2 separate regions of the Homo sapiens genome follow, and region 1 is linked to region 2. The links are chromatin loops, found by intact Hi-C in ENCODE. Cell type or tissue: natural killer cell. All regions are shown on one strand. Links, peaks and the distances in the headings refer to the core of each region. The heading gives the core; the rest is flanking DNA.

The links. Peaks named below come from ENCODE experiments on the same cell type or tissue, not always from the same donor. Only the 100,000 strongest peaks of a DNase experiment are listed, where the experiment ranks them.
Region 1: it touches region 2 in a loop (2.8-fold over the local background); 7 of 110 quality-filtered maps call a loop at or near these places.

What each region holds. Positions count from the first base shown.
Region 1 is chr10:132,552,621-132,557,987 of GRCh38, forward strand. The region is part of intron 1 of INPP5A (inositol polyphosphate-5-phosphatase A); the gene reads left to right. Among named protein-coding and RNA genes, the nearest start is that of INPP5A, 18 kb to the left of the region's middle. RefSeq lists an enhancer at 2,695-3,195. In natural killer cell, for the core only: no CTCF peak of the experiment used is centred there; DNase peaks (open chromatin) are centred at 2,831, 3,231 and 4,011; H3K4me3 peaks cover 306 bases; H3K27ac peaks cover 1,819 bases.
Region 2 is chr10:132,614,101-132,619,467 of GRCh38, forward strand. All of the region lies in intron 2 of INPP5A (inositol polyphosphate-5-phosphatase A), which reads left to right. Among named protein-coding and RNA genes, the nearest start is that of INPP5A, 79 kb to the left of the region's middle. In natural killer cell, for the core only: no CTCF peak of the experiment used is centred there; a DNase peak (open chromatin) is centred at 2,371; H3K27ac peaks cover 1,104 bases.

The DNA of each region.
Region 1 (5,367 bases), core at 238-5,237, 62 kb before region 2:
GGAAGGGAGGATTGGTGAACACCTTCTCAGAGCCTTGGTGGAATATTGAGTAGGATAGGGAGGGAGGATTGGTGAACGCCTTCTCAGAGCCTTGGTGGCATATTGGGTAGGATAGGGAGGGAGGATTGGTGAACGCCTTCTCAGAGCCTTGGGGGAATATTGGGTAGGATAGGGAGGGAGGACTGGTGAACGCCTTCTCAGAGCCTTGGTGGCATATTGAGTAGGACAGGGAGGGAGGACTGGTGAACGCCTTCTCAGAGCCTTGGTGGCATATTGGGTAGGATAGGGAGGGAGGATTGGTGAACGCCTTCTCAGAGCCTTGGTGGAATATTGGGTAGGATAGGGAGGGAGGATTGGTGAACGCCTTCTCAGAGCCTTGGTGTGGAATATTGGGTAGGATAGGGAGGGAGGATTGGTGAACGCCTTCTCAGAGCCTTGGTGGAATATTGAGTAGGACAGGGAGGGAGGACTGGTGAACGCCTTCTCAGAGCCTTGGTGGAATATTGGGTAGGATAGGGAGGGAGGATTGGTGAACGCCTTCTCAGAGCCTTGGTGGCATATTGGGTAGGATAGGGAGGGAGGATTGGTGAACGCCTTCTCAGAGCCTTGGTGGAATATTGGGTAGGATAGGGAGGGAGGATTGGTGAACGCCTTCTCAGAGCCTTGGTGGAATATTGGGTAGGATAGGGAGGGAGGATTGGTGAACGCCTTCTCAGAGCCTTGGTGGCATATTGAGTGGGATAGGGAGGGAGGACTGGTGAACGCCTTCTCAGAGCCTTGGTGGAATATTGAGTAGGATAGGGAGGGAGGACTGGTGAACGCCTTCTCAGAGCCTTGGTGGAATATTGAGTAGGATAGGGAGGGAGGACTGGTGAACACCTTCTCAGAGCCTTGGTGTGGAATATTGAGTGGGATAGGGAGGGAGGATTGGTGAACGCCTTCTCAGAGCCTTGATGTGGAATATTGAGTGGGATAGGGAGGGAGGATTGGTGAATGCCTTCTCAGAGCCTTGGTGTGGAATATTGAGTAGGATAGGGAGGGAGGATTGGTGAATGCCTTCTCAGAGCCTTGGTGTGGAATATTGAGTGGGATAGGGAGGGAGGATTGGTGAACGCCTTCTCAGAGCCTTGGTGTGGAATATTGAGTAGGATAGGGAGGGAGGATTGGTGAACGCCTTCTCAGAGCCTTGGTGGAATATTGGGTAGGATAGGGAGGGAGGATTGGTGAATGCCTTCTCAGAGCCTTGGTGGCATATTGGGTAGGATAGGGAGGGAGGATTGGTGAACGCCTTCTCAGAGCCTTGGTGGAATATTGGGTAGGATAGGGAGGGAGGATTGGTGAACACCTTCTCAGAGCCTTGGTGGAATATTGAGTGGGATAGGGAGAGAGGATTGGTGAACGCCTTCTCAGAGCCTTGGTGGCATATTGAGTAGGACAGGGAGGGAGGACTGGTGAACACCTTCTCAGAGCCTTGGTGGAATATTGAGTGGGATAGGGAGGGAGGATTCGAGGGCGCCTCCTCAGAGCCTTGGTTAAATATTTATTCAGATAGGAAGTATTTGGAATATCTGTTGTCACTTTCAGGGCCTCACTAGCCTGTTGTGCTCACAGGGCAAAGGGGTAGTGTACTGTGCTGCCTGGCTCCACGGCTGTGGTCACCGGCTTCCCTGGCTTCTGAGCTCCAGCAGGAGATGAGGGATTTGTCCAGTGGCTGGAGGGTGGCTTAGGGCACGCAGAGTCCACAGTGCAGGTGGACACCGCAGAGGGTCTCCTGGGCAAGTGGCGGGGCTGGGTTCTGAGGGCTTCAGAGGATCAGAGCCAACTGGAGAATAAGGAAGGGGCAGCTGTTCAGGCTACTGAGAGGCGGGAAATAGGTGCTGAGCCTGCCTGGGAAGCTGCGTGGTTGGTGCGGTTGATGTGGGTGGCATGGGTGTTGTGGGTTGTGGTTGGCGTGGTTGGTGTGGGTGGCATGGGTAGCATGGTCCATGTGGGTGGCATGATTAGCACTGATGTGGGTAGCGTGGTTGGTCCATGTGGGTAGTATAGGTGGCGTGGTATTGTGTGTGGCATGATTGCTGTGGTTGGTGTGATCAATGTGGGTGGCGTGGTATTGTGTGTGGCATGATTGGTGTGGGTGGCGTCGTTGGCACTGATGTGGGTAGCGTGGTTGGTCCCTGTGGGTAGTATGGGTGGCGTGGTATTGTGTGTGGCATGATCGGTGTGGGTGGTGTGATCAATGTGGGTGGTGTGGTTGGCATTGATGTGGGTAGCATGGGTGGTATGGGTGGCATGGTGTGGGTGGCATGGTTGGTGTGGGTGGCATGGGTAGCATGGTCCATGTGGGTGGCATGATTGGCACTGATGTGGGTAGCGTGGTTGGTCCCTGTGGGTAGTATGGGTGGCATGGTATTGTGTGTGGCATGATTGGTATGGGTGGCGTGGTTGGCATTGATGTGGGTAGCATGGGCAGTGTGGGTGGCATGGCTGCTGTGGGTGACATAGGTGGTGTGGCTGGCGTGGTTAGTGGGTGGCATAGATGGCATGGTGGGGTGGGGGGGTGTGGATGGCAAGCGGCAGGACCAGGTGCTGCAGGCTGGGTGGTGATATGTGATGGTGCTCAGGCCCCTGTTCCTTCACCGTGCTGGGGAAGGGCGCTCCTGATCCCTCTGTGAGACCAGTGAGAAGATGTCGTAGGAGAGGCTGTTGTCCCCTGAGTACGTTCACCCCATTTTACAGGCGCTGGCCCAGTGGAGCTGCTGGGGCCTATCTGTTTTTTTGAACTTCTGATAAGTTGCCTGGCCGGAAGGGGAAGAAGGGGGGCTTGGGCTGGGGCGTGGCCACGCTGGGAGGATGAGGAGCTTGAAGTGACTCAGGGGACCTGGCGCCGTTGGTGTGTGCTCACAAAGTGCACGGGGTGACCAGGAGCCTCTGGACAGTGGGGCCGTCCTGACTCGCCTCCTGAGAGCCGTGGGTCACAAACTCAAATGCACACACTTGGGGCTTCTATCCTATCAGGGAGAGAGTTCAAGTGTATCCTAGCGTCTTGGAGAAAAATGGTCTATGAACTTTGATAACCTTGACAATTTTAGTTTAGTTTTCGTGCAGAGTGACCCAGACAGGCACAACACTGACACACCTTGTCACACTCTGCAGGGTGTTTTGTTGCCCTCAGCACGTGTGGTCTGCACAGACAGACCAGGGGGTGACTTCAGCGTTTTATGGCAGCTGCTGCATTAGGAATCTGCGTCACAGATGAAAAACACGCGTTTCCCCTTTTCGTAAGAGGATGAACAGCCTCTCACCTGCTGGAATTCACCTTGGCTCAGCGCTTGGTGCTTTTGATGGAGAAAATTCAGTTCCAGACTTGGGTGGAACCTGAGTTGGGGTCTGCCGTGCCCTGGTGTCTCGGGGGGCTGCCCGGCCCCTGAAGTGGAGGAGCCGCCTTCACCCAGGCATCTGTCCCAGCCTGTGGGCTCCCTTCCTTGTGCAGATGCCTGGCCCAGCCCCCGTGCTGAAGTTGCCAGATGTATAGGTCCTCCTTGATGGCACGCTCCGGGGGCTGTCACTATGCCACCTGTGTCCTCCTGTGGCTTTGTCCTGCAGGCATTGTGAGGTCATGCAGCATTTTAACTGCTGTGAAATTTGCTCCACCGAGTGAACACACCAGAATGCATCCACAGACCCACAGTGGACACTGAGGCTGTTTCCTGTTCGGCTGTCACATGGGCTGATGCGGCGAGCCCTCTCCGTGCACCTCCACGGGGACCAGGGCCAGAATATCTGGGCACCTGTTGGGGCTGGTGGAAGCTGCTCTCCAGTGTGCCAAGTTTCTGTACACACATGCACATCACACACTTGCACACCACAGGCACACACATGCATGTACAAGCATGCACTACACAGGTGCATATGTACACACCATACACATGCACAACATACATATACATACATGCATACCACATAGGCACACACATGTGCATCACACACATGCTCATCACACACTCCCACCAGGCCGTCGGAGAGTCCCTGATATTCCACATCCTTGACAACTTTTGTTGTGGTCAGGCTTTAAAATGTGACCTATTAGATGTGTAAAATGGCATCTGTTATAATTTAATTTGCATTGCCTTGGTTACTTGTATTATCATTTTGGGGATTTTTTTTTTTGGTTTTCTATGATTTTGATTTTAGAACTTTGGAGCCCTTGCAGATCTTGTATTTAGGTTGCTGATAAGTTATTTGATGAGGCAGTGACTGTAGGGTTTGTGGAATAGACACTTCTGTCATTGTGCTCCCTGATGCTGAGTGACTTAGGCTTGTGACTTCTCAGGACGGTGTTTACTGATGGGTGTAGAGAGGTCACTTTCTGTGGCACTCTTGGCTGAAAGTTTTCTTCCTGAGTCTCATTGTACGCACATGTTGTGGCCTTTGTGTGTGTGTTTCTTTTGTATGCTGTGACACCGGTTTGGTAGGTCTGAGTGGAGATTTGGTCAGTTCCGCCTAAAGGCCGACGGGCCCGGCTTTCTGGGGAGAAGGTTTTCCCTTGCAGAGGGGTATCCTTTGGTGTCTGTTGCCGCTGTGACCGACTGTCTCACATGAGGGATGGAGTCCAGGCTGAGGCACCCTCGCCCGGGGCCACTGTGACTCCCATGGAGCCTGGGATTTGTTCCGGTTAGGCCACGGGTCACAGTGCTCAGTGCCGGGCAGATGTGGGCTCCTGCAGCAGTGCCCTCCTGCAGCACGCGGGCACCTGGCCTGTGCCACACCTGCGCAGTGTCACCGTGCTGCAGAGGAGCCCCCATGCAGAGTCACGAGGGGGGTTTCCCCAACTGCTTAATGCCAACAAGAGACCTGCGTAGAAATCAGAAGAAAATGGCCGCTCTCAGCTGCTGGTTCAGCTGCTCATTTTTGTGTAGGGCCGAGTCAATTTTTTCTTCTTGCCTCTTTTCTGAGTTGATGTTGATGCCAGCAAGTGCAGAGGGTCATTGAGTGCTGGTTTGAACCTGGTGCCTATGGAATTGATGTCTGTCAGACTTAGGGTGTAACCACAGGTTGTGAGGTCATTTTGAGGGGTCAGACCATATTTGGGTTAAAAGGGGCCCGAGTGTCTCGGGCTGCAGGGAGGTGAGTCCTGGAGGTACTTACCATAGTTTTCTGTTGAATGCCTCTGGGCCTGGGCGGGGAGGGCCATAGCCTAAAGTGTGCATCTTACCCTGGGTCTCTGTTCAGAGTGTGGCAGCCACGGCTTATGGCGGGAGTGACGCCAGGCTGGACAGAGCCAGGTGAGGCCCTGTGCTCCCTCAGTCTGTCCCGCGTGCCCGCCTCCTGCTGCGAGAATTCTAGTCCCTGTCTTCCCAGTGGACCTGG
Region 2 (5,367 bases), core at 266-5,265:
CTTTCGAAGATTAGGTCCAGAACTCAGCCTGGCACTGGAGAGCTTGGCACGCCTTCCCAAGTCTTGAGTCCCCAGGCAGAGCCTGGACGGCACGATGGCTCATGCCTGCAATCCCAGCACTTTGGGAGGCCGAAGCGGGTGGATCACTTGAGCTCAGGAGTTCGAGACCAGCCTGGCCAACATGATGAAACCCCGTCTTTACTACAAATACAAAAAATTAGCCAGGCATGGTGGTGGGCGCCTGTAATCTCAGCTACTTGGGAGGCTGAGGCAGGAGAATCGCTTGAACCCAGGGGTCAGAGGTTGCAGTGAGCCGAGATTGCACCACTGTACTCCAGCCTGGGTGATGGAGTGAGACCCTGTCTCAAAAAAATAAATAGATAAACAAAGCTGCAGAGCCTGGGCTCACCCTGTGCTGGCCTCCTCAGCTGTCCTGTCCACCCGTCCAGGTTCCGTCCTCTCTCCTGAGAATCAGACTCACAGACTCATCACCAGGGGTTCCAGAATCTTCTCTATGTCAGGAGGGGCTCAGGCCCCAAACACAGGAGCCAGCCCCCGCTGCTGTCTTCAGAATGCTTATGGCCCCTCCCACATTCCTGTGTTAACATCCTGCCCCCAAGGTGGTGGCCTCAGGAGGCCTGGCTCTGGGGGCCGATGAGATCGCAAGGAGAGGACTCCATCCCCATGAATGCAATCAGTGCCCTGAAAGAAGAGGCCTGAGTGCTGCCTCACCCCTTCTATCCTACAAGGACACGGCAAGAAGGTGCCGTCTGTGAAGAGTGGACCCTCCTCGTGGAATGGGCTGGCCTCGCTCTTATCCTCCCAGCTTCAGGTGCCCTGTGGAGCACACGTCTGTGGCGTAGGCCCCGCAGGCTGCGGTGTTTTGTTGCCGCAGCCTGAGTGAAGAGAACGCCTTCCCGTGACGCGTCCAGCGTTGGGTCAGTGTGGAGGACCCGATAAGAACGCTTGCTGGGGGATGCCAGGCTGCACTCAGATGGAGGGATGGTGCGTGGGGCAAGAGGGAGCCCCGAGTCTGGGCCTGGAGCTGCTGCCCTCTGTCCCCACAGTGGCCCGATCCACGTCTCGAGTTGCTCTGAATTCCCAGCACTGTCTCGTGGCGGCCCGCAGCCCGTGGGCCACAATGGAGGGCTTCATCTCAGAAGCTTCCCATACTCCTTGCCTGTCTTCCAAGTGTGGCGTCCGGAACCAGCTCAGGATGCAACTGCTGGTTTTAGCCTTTAAAAAATGTGCACCCTGGAAGCACATGGGATGCTGTATGAGGAAGACTTCTGTGTGGCTTTCACACGTGACTTTTCTGGCCCACCGAGTTTCCTTCTAAACCCCCAGGCATCTGGGGTGAAGGCCCGTGGCCGCTGCTCAGTGGAGTTGGAGGAAGTGGCTGCTGGGTGCGGGGAGGCTCCTGAACTCTCGGAACCTGGAAGTTCACTGCGCTTGGTTTGACCGAAGGGGTGGGACCCAGCCTGCATTCGACACACAGCTTTGCGGCTGCATTTCTGCCCCTGGTGAAGCAGCTGGGCAGGCCCCTTTGCTTGAGGGCCCCGTCTTTGGGGTAGGAACTGGCCCTGCTGGAGAGTGGGCAGCTGGGACTGAGGTGGGCACCCTTGCTTGAAGCTAAGAAGACCCAGGAGAAGGGGCGGGCTTTGAGGACAGAGTGGGCCCTGGGTCAGTGGAGTGTAGGCACTGGGTTGGTGGAGGAGCTGGTTGGAGACTGAGGGGCTGGGAGGCCCCAGGCTGGGGCAAGGGGGTGTCTGCCGCTCTGGGCGGCTGGGATAAACAAAGCTGTGCAGCTGAGCCTCTCAGCTGAGAGGCTGCGACCTTCATGGCCTGGTGGGCCTGGCACCTGAGGCCCTGGGCCTGGGGAACAGGGGCCTCCCCTCTTAGTGGTGATGGGCTTCACCCTCTGTAGCTGCCGGTTCCGGGTCCTGTGGGGAGCGGTGAGGGATGGTCGTGTGCGTCGTTTTAGGAGCATGTGTGTGAGCGTGAGGATGCCCATGGCCAGTGGACATGCCTTCCTCCTGTCCTTGCAGCCACTGGAGGGGAAGCTTCTTGTCCTTAAGTCAGACCGGGAGGCAGACGGGCCCTGAAAGAACCACAGGGTGGCGTGGGAGGCAGCTGCAGTGGGAGGTGCCTGTGCTTTGTTGGTTGTGAACAAGCATCCAAGGGAGGACCACAGTGGCAGATGTGCAGTGTGGGGCATGTGGCGTGCAGGGACGCCGTGGGCGTGGTGTGGGGCACGTGGCGTGCGGGGACGCCGTGGGCGTGGTGTGAGGTATGTGGCGTGCGGGGACGCCGTGGGCGTGGTGTGGGATATGTGGTATTGGGAACATGGTGGTGACGCAGGATGTGGTGGTGGTGTAGAATGTGGTGCTGATGGATGTGGTGTGTGTGGGATGCTGTGGTCACATGGGACATGGTGTATGGGACGTGGTGGTGACATAGTGTGTGTTGGTGATAGGGGATGGGGTGGTGACATGGGATGTGGTTTTGGGGTTGCAGTGGTGACATGGGACATGGTAGTGACATGGGACATGGTGACAGGGTAGGGTGTGGTGGTGATGGAGGTGGTGTGGTAATGTGGCGTGGAGGATGCAGTGTGGGGGACATGGTGACATGGCGATGTGTCATGTGGTGATGGGGGACGTGGCGTGGGGGATATGGGGTCCTGGATCTCCTGTAGCTCTGGCCAGTGGCGAGTGGCACCATGCAGCAGGGAGGAAGGCCAGCTTCACGCTGCAGGAGCTCCTGGGCAGTCTGTTCTGGGAGTGAGGATGTTTGGGGGTTGTGGAGCCATCGTGCTGGCCAGTTGCTTTGCTGCGCTGGTGGGGAGAGGCCGCCTGAGGTCCTTCGAAGCAGCCTGGGTCTGTCTGCTCCCTGGGGTCAGATGCAGGCCGCTTCTGCAGCTTCGGCATCATGTCCCAGCCCAGCCCCGCAGCCTTCACCTGTAGGAAGATTCTGCAGGCTCTCTCTCCCTCCATCATCTGGTGACTCCTCAAACACCGCGCCCTGGTTGGTGGCTGTATTGATTCTTGGTCTCCCAGTGACGAGCTGAGGTGGGGAGCCACGAAGCCACAGGCTGAGGCAGAGCCAGGACAGACCCTGCTTGGCCCTGGGCTCTGGCTCTTTGCAGGCAGCTCAGCAGACAGTCCCCGCCCTTCAGAGCTCCTGTGCAGTGTGGCTTGGGGCAAAGCCACCCTGTGGCTCTCTCAGGGCCCTTCTGCCTCCTGGTCTGATCTAAGGACAAGAAGCTTTCCCTCCGGTGACTGCAGGGACGAGAGGAAGGGATGTCCACCGGCCGTGGGCATGCTCACACTCACACACGCTCACTGCCTGGGTGAGAGGCGGTGGAGGACCCCTTTCCCAGAGGGAAGGTCTCCTGTGAGCCACACCTGAAGGGTGTGGAGGAGCGGCTGTTACCTGCTCGTGTGGCCAGTGCAGATCTTGAATCCTCAGACTGCAGGTGAGGTAGCCAGGACATCCATTGTGACCTTCTTCCTGTTGACAAAGACAGTACATGGAGTGGAAGCTTCTGGCTATCTGTGCATTGCTTCACCGAGCACCTGACTGCGTCTGGCACGTGGCGTGTGTGGAGCAACTGCCTGCCACACAGAAGTCTGAGGATACTGATCAAAGCAGAAAAGGATAAACATTCTTTCCTTCCCCAGTTTTGCCTCCAGCATGATGCACACCCCATCATATGTGTTTGCCTGCGTGGCTGTGGGCAGGTGTGCAGTCCACAAGTGGGTCATCCACAAGTGGGCAGCAGACACATGTGCGTACAGCTTACTCTCTCTGCCTTTTTTGTAAGCTGGGAAATCTTTCTATGTGAATTAATATATGCTGTCTATCTTAATAGCTTCAGAATATTTTATGATATAGTTAGGCCTTAATTTTTTAAAGTTGTTTTTCTGTTGGACCTTGAGGTAGTTTAAAGTTTGCTTGTGGGAATGAGGATAAATTTTAAAACAGGATATAATGTTGTCTGTCATGCAAATATAAAATGAATAGGTACTTATTCACTTTAAATACCTATTTTAAAAATAGAGTTTTAAATTGAGATAATAAATGTTGTTTATTTATCAGGGAGAGACCCAGTAAGATGTAGAACTGGTTCAGGGAAGAATCCAGAATGTAGGCAAATAGCTTCTCCCATCAGCAGTACTGACATGAGTGTGCTTCACGGATGCAAGGCTGGCACTGTCCACAGGGTCATGATCCATCACATCTGCTGGACATTGTGCATTTCTGTGGTCAAGAATCATTTCCATCATCATCAGCTTTTAAACTCACAGAGTTGCAACATAGCTCAGAGACAACTAAAGGTAGAGATAACCCAAATAGGTGAGCTAAATGGAGGCACTCTCATTATTGCTCATTTTAAAGTCTTTCACAGTTTTTCCTGATGGTAATTTTAAGAATGATGTGATAGGCAGTGTCTGTTTCCAGCTAACATGGAAGAAGAGTGTATTAGGCCATTCTTGCTTTGCTGTAAAGAAATACCCGAGACTGGGTAATTTATGAGGGAAAGAGGTTTAATTCGCTCACGGTTCGCAGGATGTGCAGGAAGCTTAGTGCTGGCACCTGCTCAGCCCTTGGAGGCCTCATGGAATTTTCAGTCAGGCAGAAGGCAAAGGGGGAGTAGCCATGCCACACAGTGAAAGCCAGAGCAAGAGAGAGCGAGTGGGGATGAAGTGCACACACCTTCAAATGACCAGACCTCATGTGAACTCAAGAGTAAGAACTCACTTATCACCAAGGGGATGGCCCAGTCCATTCAGGAGGCATCTGCCCCCATGATCCAAACACCTCCCACCAGGTTCCTCCTCTAACACTGGGGACACATTTCAACATGAGATTTGGCCGGGGACAAATATACAAACTGTATCATTCTGCCCCAGCCCCTCCCAGATCTCATGTTCTTCTCACATTTCAAAATACAATCATCCCTTCTCAATAGTCCCCCCAAAGTCTTGACTCACCTCAGAAGTCCCATGTCTGATGACTTCTCTGAGACAAGGCATGTCCTTTCCACCTATGAACCTGCAAAATCAAAAACAAGTTATTTTCTCCCAAGATACAATGGGGATATAGGTATTGGGTAAACATTTCTGCTTCAAAAGGGAGAAATAAGCCAAAAGAAATGGGCTATAGCCCCCAGGCGAGTTTGAAACCCAGTAGGGCGGCTATTAAATCTTAAAGCTCCAAAATCATCTCCTCAGAGTCTATGTCCCACACTCAGGGCACACAGGCTCAAGGGGTGGGCTTCTATGGCCTTGACCAGCTCTGCCCCTGTGGCTTTGCAGGGTTCAGCCCCCAGGACTGCTCTCATGGGTTGGAGTTGAATGCCTG